Linked DNA regions of Homo sapiens: region 1 is linked to region 2. The links are chromatin loops, found by intact Hi-C in ENCODE. Cell type or tissue: mammary epithelial cell. All regions are shown on one strand.

Region 1 (8,000 bases), 210 kb before region 2:
GAATTCTGAAGGCCCATAGGGATGCAAAAGCCTGAATGTTCTGCAAATACCAAGTAGTTCTGGGCCCCGTAAAGTATAGACATTTCTATTTCTCTACAGAGCATTTTCTTCTTCCCTGAGCCAACCCCACTTTCAAAAGGCATTTTTTTCCCCTTGCTACTCTTAGCCAAGCATCCAGCATTATAAGAATATTACTGTGATGCCACATTTTACTTTGGGCCATTCTTCATTTTCTATAAAATCTTCAGATAAAATGTCCCAGATAGCACTTTTCTCAGTGGCTTTCAACAGTCACTTTCTCTTTATTTCCAAATGCACAGATGAGCTCTGTTCAATGAAGAAACACATTAATAGCAACCTCTCTATTCCCTCTAGGCTACTTGCAAGTCTTTCTGTGTTTTTAGTCTTCACCAAGCTCCAAAACCAACCACATTGAGTGATGTGAATACCAGGTTTCTCATTTTGGTAACGAGGTGACTGGATTGGAGTCTGCAGATTAATAAATAGAAAAAAAATTGACACAAAAATCACGGGTTTAAAACAAAAAAACGAAGAGATTATGATAAAGATTAAGAAGGTGATTCAAAAAAAAAGAAGACACAAAATATTCCCATTTTATCTAGAGTGGCAAAAAACTCCAGTATAAACCGGGCAATGCTGAGCTGCTCTTTAATAACACTGGAGATAAGGAACACAAACTCAGAATGGGAAGCATATGTGTAGCAAAATACAAGGCTGGGGGCTTGGGATTCAGATCAGACAGAGAAAGGGGTTGTTGATTTAAGTGGTGTGGGAAAATGGGGAAGGTATTGCTTAAAGCAGAAACCAATGTTGTTTATTTGGGAGACAAGCTCAAGAATATTATTATGGCAGAGTCAAGAAGTTATCTCCTGTGAATTGTCTTGAATAATGGGGGGAGTGAGAGAAGCTCACGGCGTATGACATTTAGAATTGCAATTTCTAAGCAGAGCACCATGTCTGATATATCATTTATTGTCTCTGTCTCCATCCTTCCAGAGCCACATTAAGGACAGATGTGAACCTCACTTCCCTAGGTCTCCATTTTCACATTGATTTGGAGGACATTTATTTCCCCCTTCACAACAGAATCATATTTTTTCCCCTCTCGGAAGGTTTAGCTCATCACTAAATATTCAAGTCTAGGAAGCAATTTTTTTCTCTGTGCATGATTTGTCTCTCTGGAACTGAACCCCTTTGGTTGAAAGCAAGAATCTATACAAATAAATGGCACACATGAAGAGAGAGTGGGGGTGGATGAGTGCAGAAGATTTCTCAAGTTGTGATGGAAATTTGCACTTCAGTCTTCCCATTTTAGCTGATTTTACAGGAAGGAAGAAACAATACTCATCTGATCAGGTATCAGATCCTGCTGGCTTAGAAGATTCAAAAGGCAGATTCAATTACTATGCCGTATACTCCTACTTCCTGCTGAAAAACATTATGCATATGTGCACATTCTCGTGGTCGCTCTTTTGAAATGGGGTTTCCACACAATCCTCACCGCATTTCAGGCGGAAATGAAGTGATGCCATGTACAGACATTCTAATTTGGTAGATTTGATGAATTTTAGAGCTGGAAGGGATCAATATACCCATTTATTTGGTAGCTGGAGAAACTAAGGTGTCAGAACTTATCTGACTTGGTCAAAGCAATGTATCCTCACAAGCATCTGCATATTCATATGTTTTCTTTAGCACTATGGAATTGTTCTGTTTTCTACATGTATGTAGGAATCTTCCAATTCGCATTGGGTCTTTGCCAAAGCTGGGCACTGGAGCCCAGGGTGCAGCTTAACATAATAAGAATGCCATGCTTCCTTACCAAGGTCTTGCAAGCTCTCTGAGACACTGCAAGGGTGCAGGGGACAGGTGCAGCCACTCTTACAAACCTAAACTGCAGCCCACTTGTGGTCTTGGGGAAAATGGCTTTCCCCTATTCCAACTGTCCTGCGTCCCATGCGAAGGCACTAGCCACTTCCCTCTCCCCTATGATCCCCTCAATAAACTGAGGCTTTTAAAAACAAAGGCCAGCAATGTCTGTTGTCTTCAAATAACTTCTGTTTTCAGCTCTGCAACTAAACCTCTGGAGAAAAGAGATCACAAAACACAAATTAATATTAACAAATTATTCTGCCACACTTGCCTTATATATTTCTACCCCTGGAGCCTTATGGATGCTGTGCCTTCTACCAGGGATGTTATTCCCCTTCTCTGAGCTATCTGAGTTTTGTCATCTTCAAGTTCCCCTGTCATCCAGGAAGGACTTCCTGACCTCTTCACAGAACTCCTAAGCCAGTCCCTGTTTTTGCCCCTGGCTTTGTCTTTCATGTCTCTGGCTTATATGACTTTTTTCTCCAGCTTATTAGTTCCCCAGGGGAAGGCACTGTGTCATTGGCTTCTTTGTACCCTTCAAATTACCTAAGAAAGTGCAAGTCACGTGGCTTGGAGTGAGTTTTGGGTTTGAATCCTGAGTAAAGTCTTATTTTGCCTCTTTGACGTATCACAATAATCTCAAAATGTGGCTGGTAGTATTTTTTCTCAATAGCTTTATTGTTTTCTTTCTGATTATATAGATGGCGCATTCTCATTGTAGAAAATTCAAAAACCACATGGTACTATAAAAAAGAAAGTAAAGGTCACATGAAATTCTACCTTCCTTATGTAAGCACCATTAACATTTTCTTGGCCATCTTTTACATCTCTCTTTATGACTATATAGTATATCTATTTTGTACACACACAAATATATTTGTATTGTATATAAAGAGGATTATTTTATACATACCTTTTAAAAATGAAGAATATTAAAGATCATATACAAAAATGTCAAGCAACACTAGTTGAATAAAAAATAATTTAATCTGGCCTTCAATCAGCAATCTTAAATGAATAAACAGTATTTCCCACAGTACGTTGAGAATAAAAGAAAGCAGGAGATGGCCCCTAAGCCACCTTCCTGTCTCTAGGCAGGATCCACTGAAAATACTCCATTTAAATTAGCCCAAGGCCCAGAGTGTGCAGCACAGAGGGCAAATGAGCATTCTAATTGGAAATTCAATACCCGACACTAAGATCAGATTTCTTCAGCCTAACGCGGCTTTCAGACATCATATGTATTCTCAGTTTACCAGCTGGAAGCATTGAAAGAGATGGACAAAGCTACACACCTTGGGTAAAATGTTTACTAAAGCTAAAATAAACTACACCAGACTGATGTGTATCTTCCCTGGAGATCTTACAGAAGAGACGTCAGCCTCCAGAACCCAGGGAAAAAACTCAGCTTTCTTATCTTAAATTATCCTGTTTTCATTTAAGCCTGTTTCCTCTCGTTCTACCCCTAGTGGCAAGAGAACAATTATTAAGTCAGTTCCCTTTTCTTCCCTTCTCTTCTCACCCTGGCCACACACATGCCCTTCTGCAGGCCTAATAATTTTAATTTCCCTTCCTCCCCAGGTCCTTTAATCACCTTTTGTGGCTGTGCTCTGAATATTCCCCACTCTCTACAGCCCTTTTAAGGGTATGTAAACTCTGAGTTCCTACTACTTTCAACCAAACTGAAAGAGAAACATTTCACAACCCCATCATTCCTTCTTAAACCTGAGACATAGCCACATCTCATCTATCAGGAATAAAATTAAAATTTATGTTAGAAAACTGAAAGAGCCATCTCCCTTTAATAGTCCTCATTTAAAGATCAAATTCAAACCTATGAGAAATTCTGTTCTCATAATAAGCAAATCTTTCCCACTGTAGGACAACATCCTATACTGTCTATACAGTGGCAAACTTCACACAGTTTCTCCTCCAGTCCTGTGCAGAGAGGCTAGAGTCTACCTTTTAGTTAGAGTGATCCATCATCACCCATTTACACCACCAGAAATATGACTAACAGATTACGAATGTCTCTTCTTTTGTCGACCAATTTGTTGGAATACAATACCTGCTACAACACATAATAGTTCTGCTGTCCTATTCACAGACACACAGGAGGTGGTCATAACATAGGTGTGTGCTTCAATAGAGACTCTTTTCAGCCAGATGGGCAGGACTGGTAGTGGCCTGGGCTTCCCACCTGGAAGGGCACAGATATCCAGAGCTAGGACCTTGATTTTCTCACATTATCCTATTTTTTAATGATATTTATCATTACTTTTTTTCATTTTTATAATTTTTTGTAGAGGCAGAGTCTTGCTATATTGCCCAGGCTGGTCTTAAACTCCTGGTCTCAAATGATCCACACCTGCCTTGGCCTCCCAGAGTGCTGGGATACAGGTGTGAGCCACCATGCCCAGCCACTAATGATTTATTTTCTTTCTTCTTGTCTGTCTCTTTCACTAGATGGTAGAAGAGGACCTTAGTTTTGCTCATCAATATCTCACTTTCTCAGTGAGAAATATACCAAACTGCAAAGTCCCCTGCATACACTAACCCTGGCATATCTGATCCTTGTTATCTTGCTGTACTTTTTCTTTTCCTTTTTCTCATAGCTTCTATTATCTTCTAACAAATTATATCATTAACTAGGTAGGATGATGTATTAGTCAGGGTTCTCTAGAGGGGCAGAACTAACAGGATAGATGTATAGATGAAGAGGAGTTTATTAAGGAGTATTGACTCATACGATCACAAGGTGAAGTCCCCCAATAGGCCATCTCCAAGCTGAGGAGCAAGGAAGCCAGTCTGAGTCCCAAAACCTCAAAAGTAGGGAAGCTGACAGTGCAGCCTTTGTTTGGTCTTTGGCCAAGGCCCAAGAGCCCCTGGGCAAACCACTGGGGTAAGTCCAAGAGTCCAAGAGCTGAAGAACTTGGAGTCTGATGTTCGAGGGCAGGAAGCATTCAGCACAGGAGAAAGATGAACGCCAGAAGACTCAGCAAGTCTGCTCTTTACAACTTCTTCTGCCTGTTTTATTCTAGCCATGCTAGCAGCTGATTAGATTGTGCGCACCCAGGTTGAGGGTGGGTCTGCCTCTCCCAGTCCACTGACTCAAATGTTAATCTCCTTTGACAACACCCTCACAGATACACCCAGAAACAATACTTTACATCCTTCAGTCCAATCAAGTTAACACTCAGTGTTAATCATCAAAGGTGAATATGATTTATTGTCCATTTCTCCTTGTGAGAAAGGTCCATGAAAGCTGAAATCCTCATCTGTTTTGTTCACAGAATGGAACTGAAAGAATGGCACACACACAAAAAAGGTGTTCAATAAATATTTATCAAATGAATGAAAATTCGCTGTACCCCAAGCTCCTGTAACACTGCCTGGCATATAATAGTGGCTCAATAAATATTTGCTGAATCTAGGACTCTGGCAGTAGGGAATTTGCTTTCCCATGGAAGCACCTGGGTTAAGAAACGTTTTCTCCAGTGTCCAAACACTTGGCCCTTCTATGTCTTTCACTCATTTTCCTATGTCTCTAGTTAATGGCACATAGTAACTAAACATTTAATAAGTTAATTAAACAATTAATAAGTTACTGAGTTGATTTTACTCAGTGACTCAGTGCTGCATGAATAATGACTGACACCTCATGTCTGAAATGCTTTTCTGACTATCTATCCTCCAATATCAAAAGTAACCTATTCCATTTACATTTTAATTTAACAAACATTTCTCTCCTGAATACCTACCCTATTTTAGTCACTATGCTAGATATTGAGTGGGATAATCAATGACAATAATACAACATGTTTATTGAGAATTTACTTAGTGTCAGGTACCATGCTAAGCACTGAACATGTATGATCCCATTTACCCTTCATAATAACCACGTAAGACAGGAATTACTGTTATGCCCATTTTACAGACAGAAACTTAAGCCTTGAGAGGTAACTTGTCCGAAGTCAGGTAGTAAGCTGGGACAGGAAACAGGCTAAGCCTGGATGCTTATCCAGACAACCTTAACCCAACACTCACACTTTTAAGCCCCAAAACAACTTAACAATGAAGAACAATCAAAATCTTTTTCTCAAGGAAAAGTGGGCATATTTGGAGAGAAAACCATTTTCAAAAATTTTGAGTCATTCATCTTTTGGTTTCCATGCCCTGCATAGAATACTGCACAGATTGAGTAATGAATACATTTTTGCTAAAAGAATAAATAATATTAAGCAATAAAAGGAGGTAAAACTACAAGAGGTAAATATCAGCTCTGACTGGAGGAAGCTGGGAATAATCCAGGACAACGGAAGCAGAACCTGAAAGAATATATGAGATTCTAAAAGATCAAGAGGAGGGTCATTCTTAGTACAGAATGCATTAGCTATCTATTGCTGCATAACAAATTAGACCTGAAAGAATACATGGGATGCTAAGAGATCAAAAGAAGAATTATTCTTAGTAGAGCATGTATTAGCTATCTATTACTGCATAACAAACTACTTAAAAAGCCAGTAGATTAAAACAAAAATAAACATTGATTATTCTTACAGTTTCTGTGGGTCTGAAATTCCAGAGCATGCTTGCTGGGCAATTTTATCTTGCAATTTCTCATGGAGTTTCAGTTAAGATATTGGCTGGGGCTGTAGTCATTTGAAGGCTTGACTGGCAAGAAAATTTTCATTCAAGGTGATTCATTTACACGGCTGGAAAGTTGTGGCTGGTTGGTGGTGGAGGCCTCAGTTCCTCCTCACAGGGGCCTCTTCATAGGCTGTGTGAGTGTCTTCATAGCATGGAAATGGGCTTTCCCTAACATAAGCAATCAAAAGAAGAGAAAGAGCCAACAGAAGCTACCTTCTTAATGATCTAGCCTCGGAAGTCATATGACATCTTTTCTGCCACATCCTATTTGTTAGAGGCAAGTCATGAAGTCTGACTCACATTCAAGGGAGGGAAATCAGGCTCCATTTTTAAAAGAGAGGAGTGTCAAGAATTTTTAGACATATCTTAAAACCACCATGGAGGCAGGTCCTGAAAAAGCACAGAGCGTGTTCTGAAATGACAAATTATCCAGTGTTCCAGTTAATGGACTTTTATAAACTGGTGACCTCTCCCATTTTCACTATTTTCATATCACCCCATCAATGTCTTATACTTCGATCATTTGATGTTGGTCATTGTACAGAACAAATCTTTCAACATTTCTTCCCCAGTTCATCCATTTGTTCACTTTATTTAAATCTAGTTTTATTCTGTGTGGTTAGCACTAGAAATACAAAAATAAAAGACATGGCTCTTGTTTCAAGGAGTTTTATAGTCCATTTGATAAATCACATATGTAGTATATATAATAACCACATACTGGCCAGGCCTGGTGGCTCACGCCTGTAATCCCAGCACTTTGGGAGGCCGGCGTGGGCAGATCACGGGGTCAGGAGTTCAAGACTAGCCTGGTCAACACAGTGAAACCCTGTCTCTACTAAAAATACAAAAATACAAAAAAAAAAAAAAAAATTAGCCAGGATGGTGGCGGGCACCTGTAGTCCCAGCTACTTGGGAGGCTGAGGCAGAATCGCTTGAACCTGGGAGGCGGAGGTTGTAGTAAGCGGAGATCATGCCACCACACTCTAGCCTGGGCGACAGAGACTCCATCTCAAAAAATAAAATAAAGTAACCATATATTATATTCCAAAAACCATTATAGAAGTATATACAAAGTGCCATGGTAGTATGTAGGAGATTAATTTCCTTCATGGAAGGGACCATGTTTTTCCTCCTAAGGAGTTTAAACCTCATTTTTCATTCAATAAAGTTTTTTTGGTTTTGGTGTGTTTTTTTTGCTTTGTTTTGGGGTTTTTTGTTTGTTTGTTTGTTTTTTGAGACAGGTTCTCAGTTTGTCATTCAGGCTGGACTGTAGTGGCATGATCTCAGCTCACTGCAGCCTTGACTTTCCAGGCTCAAGCCATCCTCCCACTTCAGCCTCCCGCCACTTCATCCTCCCACTTCAGCACATGCCACCACACTTGGCTAATATCTGTATTTTTTTTGTAGAGTCGATGTTTCACCATGTTGTCCAGGCTGTACTCAAATTCCTGAGC
Region 2 (8,000 bases):
AGGTGATCTGCCCCCCTCGGCCTCCTAAAGTGCTGGGATTATAGGCATGAGCCACCATGCCCGGCCCAAGAACTTATTCATGTAACCGAAAACCACCTGTTCCCCACAACTATTGAAATAAAATTAAAAAATAAAAAATTAATAAAAATGAAAAGAAAAAAGAATCAGCCCAGCAAATTCAAGGCCTCCAGATACAACAGGAAGGAGAAAAGGAAGGAATGTACAATGTAGATGAGGATAATGAATAAGAGAAGAAAGGAACAAGATGAGATTGGAGAGGAAGACAATGGTCCAATCATTTAGGATTCATGTGAAGGGATTGGGTTTTATTCCCGAGGGTGATGGGAGGCCACTGGGGTATTAAGCAAGGAGGGACATGACTGCATTCATGATGTTTAAAAGATCACTCCAGCTGCTAGGTGGAGAATGATTGTAGAAGATAACAATGGTAGGATGAAGTGCAATCGGGAGGTCCTGGCAAGGTAAGCCGATGGCTTAGATCAGGCTGGACACAGTGGAGAGTGTAAGCATTGTCCAGATATTGGGCAGATTTTGGAGGTAGAGCCTGCAGTATGTGCTAGGGGATTGGACATCTAGTCAGATGGCAAATAACGACTTAAGAGTATCTCCAAGCGTTAGGACTGAACCTATGTTAGATGGTGGTGCCGTGACTAAGATGAGAAAGCCCAGAGAAGGAAGAGGTTTAGTAAAGAGAATCCAGAGTACCATTCTGGACTTGTTAAACTTGAATGTTTTAGGAGACAATCAACTGAAAATAAAGTTGGTAATTAACATACAGATTTGATTAGGCGGGCATGGTGGCTCACACCTGTAGTCCCAGCTACTTGGGAGACTGAGGCAGAAGGATCGCTTGAAGCCAGAAATTCAAGGCTGCAGTGAGCTATGATTGCAACACTACACTCCAGGCTGGGTGACAGAGTAAGACTCATCTCTTAATAAATACAAATTTTAAAATAAAACATATATATATAGATTTGCAAATGCATGGAGAGAAATCTGGGAGATTACCTACCTATCCTATAAAGGGATTTTCTCCAGGAAGTGGAAACGGAGGTAGAGGGAGGTGACATGGAGATAGGAGCTGCTTCTACATTTTACCTTAAATACAATAATAAGGTTTGAAAATTTTTTACGATGAATACATATTACTTTTGAAATTTAATTAAATGAATACATATAAAAGAAGAGTAACTAGGTGGTTTTCAAATTTTTCCACAGAGCTTTTTCTTCATTCAAAGTCTTATTCTGAATGCTCTTCCTACTCTCATCATTCAGGCCTCAGCTCAGCTATGACCTCAGAGAGCCCATCCTTAACCACCCAGTCTAAAGGAGCTCCACCTCTTCCTCCCCGCACCTAACTTTGTTGCATATCCTGTTTCATTGTGTTCCTACCACTTACCACCCAAAATTAATGTCCATTTGTTTACTTGTCTCCCCTACTAGAGTAAAATTACCAAGAAAGCAGGGACCTTATATGCCATGTTCCTCAACTAGTACTAGAATCTAAAACCATGGATTGCAAATAGTAGGCACTCAATAAATAGGCTTTTGATTTAAAATAAACTCCAATTTGGCCGGGCGCGGTGGCTCAAGCCTGTAATCCCAGCACTTTGGGAGGCCAAGGCGGGTGGATCACGAGGTCAGGAGATCAAGACCATCCTGGCTAACACGGTGAAGCCCTGTCTCTACTAAAAATACAAAAAAAATTAGCCGGGCATGGTGGCGGACGCCTGTAGTCCCAGCTACTCAGGAGGCTGAGGCAGGAGAATGGCGTGAACCCGGGAGGTAGAGCTTGCAGTGAGCCGAGATCTCGCCACTGCACTCCAGCCTGGGTGAAAGAGCGAAACTCTGTCTCAAAAAATAAATAAATAAATAAATAAAAATAAATAAAATAAAATAAAATAAACTCCAATTTGTCTTCAAGATAAAAAGCTGAGTGGCGCCGGGAGCGGTGGCTCATGCCTGTAATCCCAGCACTTTGGGAGGCTGAGGCGGGTGGATCACGAGGTCAGGAGATCAAGACCATCCTGTGAATGGTGAAACCCTGTCTCTACTAAAAATACAAAAAAAAAAAAAAAAACAATTAGCCGGGTGTGGTGGTGGGCACCTGTAGTCCCCGCTACTCGGGAGGCTGAGGTGGGACAATGGCGTGAACCCGGGAGGCGGAGCTTGCAGTGAGCGGAGATAGCGCCACTGCACTCCAGCCTGGGCGACAGAGCGAGACTCCGTCTCAAAAAAAAAAAAAAAAAAAAACCTGAGTGGCTTCGATTGAATTGAGGCAGGAGTCTAGAGTCTCACCTAATGCCTCTCTCTCTGCTTCCTTCACACCACCACTGACTGCTCTGGGGCACATCGGGGGTCCCCTAGTGCCCTGCAGGAAGCAGGGTAAAAACCACAGGATTGCCTGATGGCTCGGGTCTTTCCCAGCTCTATAGCGGTTTAATCTGGGCCCCTTCTCTGGAGCCTCACCTCTCTCAGACTTCCTCCAACCCAACCAGAGCAGCTCTGGTCCAAACTCAGCTTCAAGTACCACCATCTCTTTCCAGTTGCCCTCTACCACCTCGACTGCCCTTACTTAGGCACCCCACCTCCCAGATGCTCCAGGCACTGCCCACCAAGGCTCCAAACCATGGAGTCACCAGTGAGTGTCCACCCTGGCTCAGCCCTCTGCGAGGCACCAAAGATCCGGAAACAAGCCATCCAGGGGCCTGTCTGCTCACAGCCATTCATGGGGACTAAACCAGGCAGAGTGGACTAACGGAGCTCTCTGGCATTCTGGTGGCTCTCAGGTGCATGTGGTCAAATCCAACTGAGTCCTTGGTTTTCTTTTCAAGCCTTCCTGACTATCCTGAGGCCATACAGTCACAATTAATAAAGATTGCCTGTCTTTGTGTACTTGGTTGCTGTCTTTATGAGATATGGATGATAGCATTGCCCCCCTTCCAAGAAAGGGAAATGCCATCTGTCTCTCTTGCTTGGCCTCAGTGCCACTTCAAGCAGGGGTCAGCAAGTATCCCTGGGCACTGTCTTCTGCCCCTTCTGTGGCCCAGATGGAACAGTCCTCATCCTCAGACCACACTCCTCCCCAGCCTCAGCACAGGCATAGGGCTTGCCTATGTGCCTGCTGCCTGCCTTGGTCTGGGCCAGTATCTCTCTGCAAGAGCCTTGCACAGAGCCAGGAACACCACAGGTGTTCAGCAGCCCTATGTAAAGGTAAGCCCTGACACTTTCAGGACCTTAGGCAGGTCAGAATTGCCTTCCTTAAGCCCAGGATTGCCCCCTGGCTACTGGCTTTGCTTCTCCTCTGTGTGGCAAGAGGGTGGAATCTCAGGTAAACAGAGCCTCAGGGGTAAAGTCCCAAGAGGCTAGAGCAGTGGAGAACGCTCTGGACTTCCTAACCTCAGGGATTCTCAGGAAAGAGAGGGAGGCAGGAACACACTGACCCCTTCCCCAGAGCCCAGCACACGGTGCTCAGGGGCCACCTGCTGGCAGTCAGGGGCATGTGTGACTCTGGGGGTGGGGCTGCTTAGGCCCAAGGCTTCTGCAGAGACACACACGGAGCACATGGATACATGATGTGCACGCATGCACACATACCTACTTTCCACATATCCAAGCATGTATGTGCACACATGGAAAAATGCATGCACATACAGACCTGAGCCCAAGCATGCCAAGCACATGGACATAATGCCATTACATGTGAACTCATAAGCATGCACTTGCAGACAGCCCTGGGTACACAGGTACATGTACACAATTGCATATATATGTGAGCCTGAGCCCTGGCTGAGACCTTCTCCCCTATGATCTCTTTACAAATCCCTTCCTCCCATATATTACCTGGGGAAAGACAGAAGCCACATGGCCTCTGCCCCCTACCCTCCTCTTCTGAGGAGACAGGTATTGCTCAGTCCGTGGCTTAGCTATCAAGAAGACCCCCTCATGGGGTCTCAGCTCCACCTAAGCAGAGGACTAACCTATCTGCACTTTCTCCTCATCTGCGGCTTATGGTGCATGGGGCAGAGGTGGGCTTTGACAGCATGAAGACACAGACCTGAGGACCTTGGTTGACAGTAATTTCTATATAAGGAATGGCTGCCCACTAAGTGCCACAAGGTAGGCAATAGCAGCAAAAGTGTGGAATCTAGAAAGGTGGGAGGTGATTCCCTTGAACCCTCTGGGAAGCTGAAGCTGTAGGCTGACATCTCCAAAACAGTGTTCAAGGGCTGATAGAGCCTCAGAAACCCAGGTTCAAGGATGAGGAAGGAAACTAATATTTATTGAATGCCTACTCTGTGCAGGCATTGTTCCTGTGTTTTCTCATTCCATCCTTACTTCCCTAAAAGGTAAGGAGTATTATTAGTCTTCATAACCCCTCATAACAATCTATCACCAAGTCTCATTCTTTTCTTTCTTAATAACCCTCAGATTTTTCCACTGGTGCACCACCAAGTCTGAACCTCCATTAGCTCTTGCCTGGGCACTGGCACAGCCTCCTACCTGGATGCACTTCTTGTCCCATCCAATCTACTCTTCATAATTCTAACAGACTGGTTTTAACAACATGAAACTAAGATTCCTTTAATGGCATCAATGACTTCTTGTTCTAAGGCCAAGATCAAAATCTTAATCTCTGCTTTGCACATCCTCACTTACCTCTCTAGGCTCATTGGCACCACTTACCCCTCATGTGCAGATTCTCTGTGGCCGCCTGGCTGGAGACTGCCCGAGACTGCCTAAGACTAAGAGTTCCCAGGGGGAGGGGCAGCCACCATCACTGTGGCTGCTTGCTGACTAAGATGACAGCTCCCTGGGAGAGGAGTGGCAGCCATCACTGCAGCTCCAGTCTGCCGTTTTTCCCTGCTGGTGCCAAGGAAACTGGGTAGTTTGGACCCAGGAGGAATTCCCCATAGTGCAGCACAGTGGCCGTGGCAGATTGTAGCCAGACTGCCTCTTTAGGCCAGACCCGGACCCATTCCTCCTCACCAGGTGGGGCCTCCCTGTGGGAATTTCAGCAACTCCAGCCAAGGGTTTATGGACAGAATTCTGATCTCCCTGGAATAGAGCCCCTGGAGGGAAGAGAGGCTGCAGATTCCATGTATCAGCAGACTTAGTCTTTCCCCCTGCTGGCTCTGAGGAATCAGGCAGTATGGACAAGTGGGATTCCCCCCAGTGCAGAGGACCACCTCCACCAAGAGGCAGCCAGAGTGCTGCATTAAGCAGGTCCCTGATCCTGTGCCTCCTGACTGAGTGAGACCCCACAACAGAGGTCACCAGATACCTTATACAGGAGCATTCCTACTGATACTGGGTCGGTGCCACTCTGGGACAGAGCTCCCAGAGGAAGGAACAGGCAGCCATCTTTGCTGTTCTGTAGCCTCCACTGATGACACCTCAAGGGACAGGAGGGACTTAAGTAAATAGGGTCTGGAGTGGACCCCCAGCAAACCACAGCAGCCCTATGAAAGAGGGGCCTTACTGTTAAAAGAAAAACAAACAAATGGAGAGCAACAACAACAACATTAACAAAAGTCTCCACAAAAAAACCATCCAAAGGTCAGCAGACTCAAAGATCAAAGGTAGATAAACTCATGAGGATGAGAAAGAATCAACAAAAAAATTCTGAAAACTCAGAAAGTCAGAGTGCTTCTTCCCTTCCAGATGACGACAATACCTCTCCAGCAACTGCACAGAACTGGGCTGAGGCTGAGATGAATGAACTGACAGAAGTATGCTTCAGAAGGTGGGCAGTAATGAACTTCACTGAGCTAAAGGAGCATGTTCTAACCCAATGCAAAGAAGCTAAGAACCATCATAAAACATTACAGGAGCGGTTAACCAGAACACCAGTTTAGAGAAGAACATAAATGACCTGATGGAGCTGAAAAATACAACATAAGAACTTCATAATGCAACCACAAGTATCAATAGCTGAACAGACCAAATGGAGGAAAGAATTTCAGAGCTTGAAGACTATCTTGCTGAAATAAGACAGGCAGATAAAAATAGAGAAAAAAGAATAAAAAGGAATGAAGAAACCCCAAGAACTATGGGATTATGTAAAAAGACCAAACCTATGACTGACTGGGGTACCTGAAAGAGATGGGGAAAACGGAACCAAGTTTGAAAACATACTTCAGGATATCCAGGAGAACTTCCCCAACCTAGCAAGACAGGCCAACATTCAAATTCAGGAAATCCAGAGAACCCCAGTAAGATACTCCATGAGAAGATGAACCCCAAGACACATAATCATCAGATTCTCCAAGGTTGAAATGAAGGGAAAAAAATGTTAAGGGCAGCCAGAGAGAAAGGACAGGTCACCTACAAAGGGAAGCCCATCAGACTAACAGCAGGCCTCTTAGCAGAAACCTTACAAGCCTGAAGAGATTGGGGGCCAATATTCGACATTCTTAAAGAAAAGAATTTCCAACCTAGAATTTTGAATCTGGCCAAACTAAGCTTCATAAGCAAAGGAGAAATAAAATCCTTTTCAGAAAAGCAAATGCTGAGGGAAATCACCACCAGGCTCTGCCTTGCAAGAGCTCCTGAAGGAAGCACTAAATATGGAAAGGAAAAACCGTTACCAGCCACCACAAAAACACACTAAAGTACAAAGACCAATGACACCATGAAGCAACTACATCAACAAGTGAAAAATAACCAGCTAGCATCATGATGACAGGATCAAATTCACACATAACCATAATAATCTTAAATGTAAATGGACTAAATGCCCCAATTAAAAGATGCAGAATGGCAAGCTGGATAAAGAGCCAAGACCCATTGGTGTGCTGTATTTAAGAGACCAACCTCATGTGCAAAGACACACAAAGGCTCAAAATAAAGGGATGGAGGAAAATTTACCAAGCAAATGGAAAGCAGAAAAAAGCAGAAGTTGCAATCCTAGTTATGGACAAAATAGACTTTAAAACTAACAAAGATCTAGAAAGACAAAGGGTATTACATATTGGTAAAGAGTTCAATTCAACAAGAAGAGCTAACTATCCTAAATGTATATGCACCCAATACAGGAGCACCCAGATTCATAAAACAAGTTATCTGAGACCTACAAAGTGACTTAGACCCTCACGCAATAATAGTGAGAGACTTCAACACCCCACTGTCAATATTAGACAGATCACTGAGACAGAAAATTAACAAAGATATTCAGGACTTGAACTCACCTCTGGATCAAGCAGACCTGATAGATAGCCACAGAACTCTCCACCCAAAATACAACAGAATATACATTCTTCTCAGCGCTACACGACACTTATTCTAAAATCAATCACATAATTGGAAGTAAAACACTCCTTAGCAAATGTAAAACAACTGAAATCATAACAGTCTCTCAGACCACAGTGCAATTAAATTAGAAATCAAGATTAAGAAACTCACTCAAAACTGCACAACTACATAGAAATTGAAGAATCTGCTCCTGAATGACTCCTGGGTAAATAATGAAATTAAGGGAGAAATCAAAATCTCCTTGAAACCAATGAGAACAAAGACAATGTATCAGAATCTCTGGGATGCAGCTAAAGCGGTGTTAAGAGAGAAATTTATAGCACTAAATGCCCACATGAGAAAGCTAGAAATAACTCAAATCAGCACCCTAACATCACAACTAAAGAAACCAGAGAACCAAGAGCAAGCAAACCCCAAAGCCAGAAGGCAAGAAATAACCAAGATCAGAGCAGAACTGAAGGAGATAGACATACACACACACACACACACACACACACACACACACACACACCCCTTCAAAAAAATTCAATGAATCCAGGAGCTGGATTTTTGAAAAAATTAATAAAATAGACCACTAGTTAGACTAAAAAAAGACAGAAGAATCAAAAAGACACAATAAAAACTGACCTCACAGAAAGACAATCATCAGAGAATACCACAAATAGCTCTATGTGAATAAACTAGAAAATCTAGACGAAATGGATAAATTCCTGGACATATACACC

Evidence for each region. Hi-C counts contacts between places; a loop is a spot of excess contacts. Peaks named below come from ENCODE experiments on the same cell type or tissue, not always from the same donor. Only the 100,000 strongest peaks of a DNase experiment are listed, where the experiment ranks them.
Region 1: it touches region 2 in a loop (4-fold over the local background); 2 of 110 quality-filtered maps call a loop at or near these places.

What each region holds. Positions count from the first base shown.
Region 1 is chr9:106,106,602-106,114,601 of GRCh38, reverse strand. The region is part of intron 3 of LOC107987108 (a long non-coding RNA gene); the gene reads right to left. Among named protein-coding and RNA genes, the nearest start is that of TMEM38B, 420 kb to the right of the region's middle. In mammary epithelial cell, no CTCF peak of the experiment used is centred here; DNase peaks (open chromatin) are centred at 3,931 and 4,721; H3K27ac peaks cover 3,426 bases.
Region 2 is chr9:105,897,163-105,905,162 of GRCh38, reverse strand. No RefSeq gene overlaps it. Among named protein-coding and RNA genes, the nearest start is that of TMEM38B, 210 kb to the right of the region's middle. In mammary epithelial cell, a CTCF peak has its summit at 3,504 (motif pointing left); no DNase peak of the experiment used is centred here.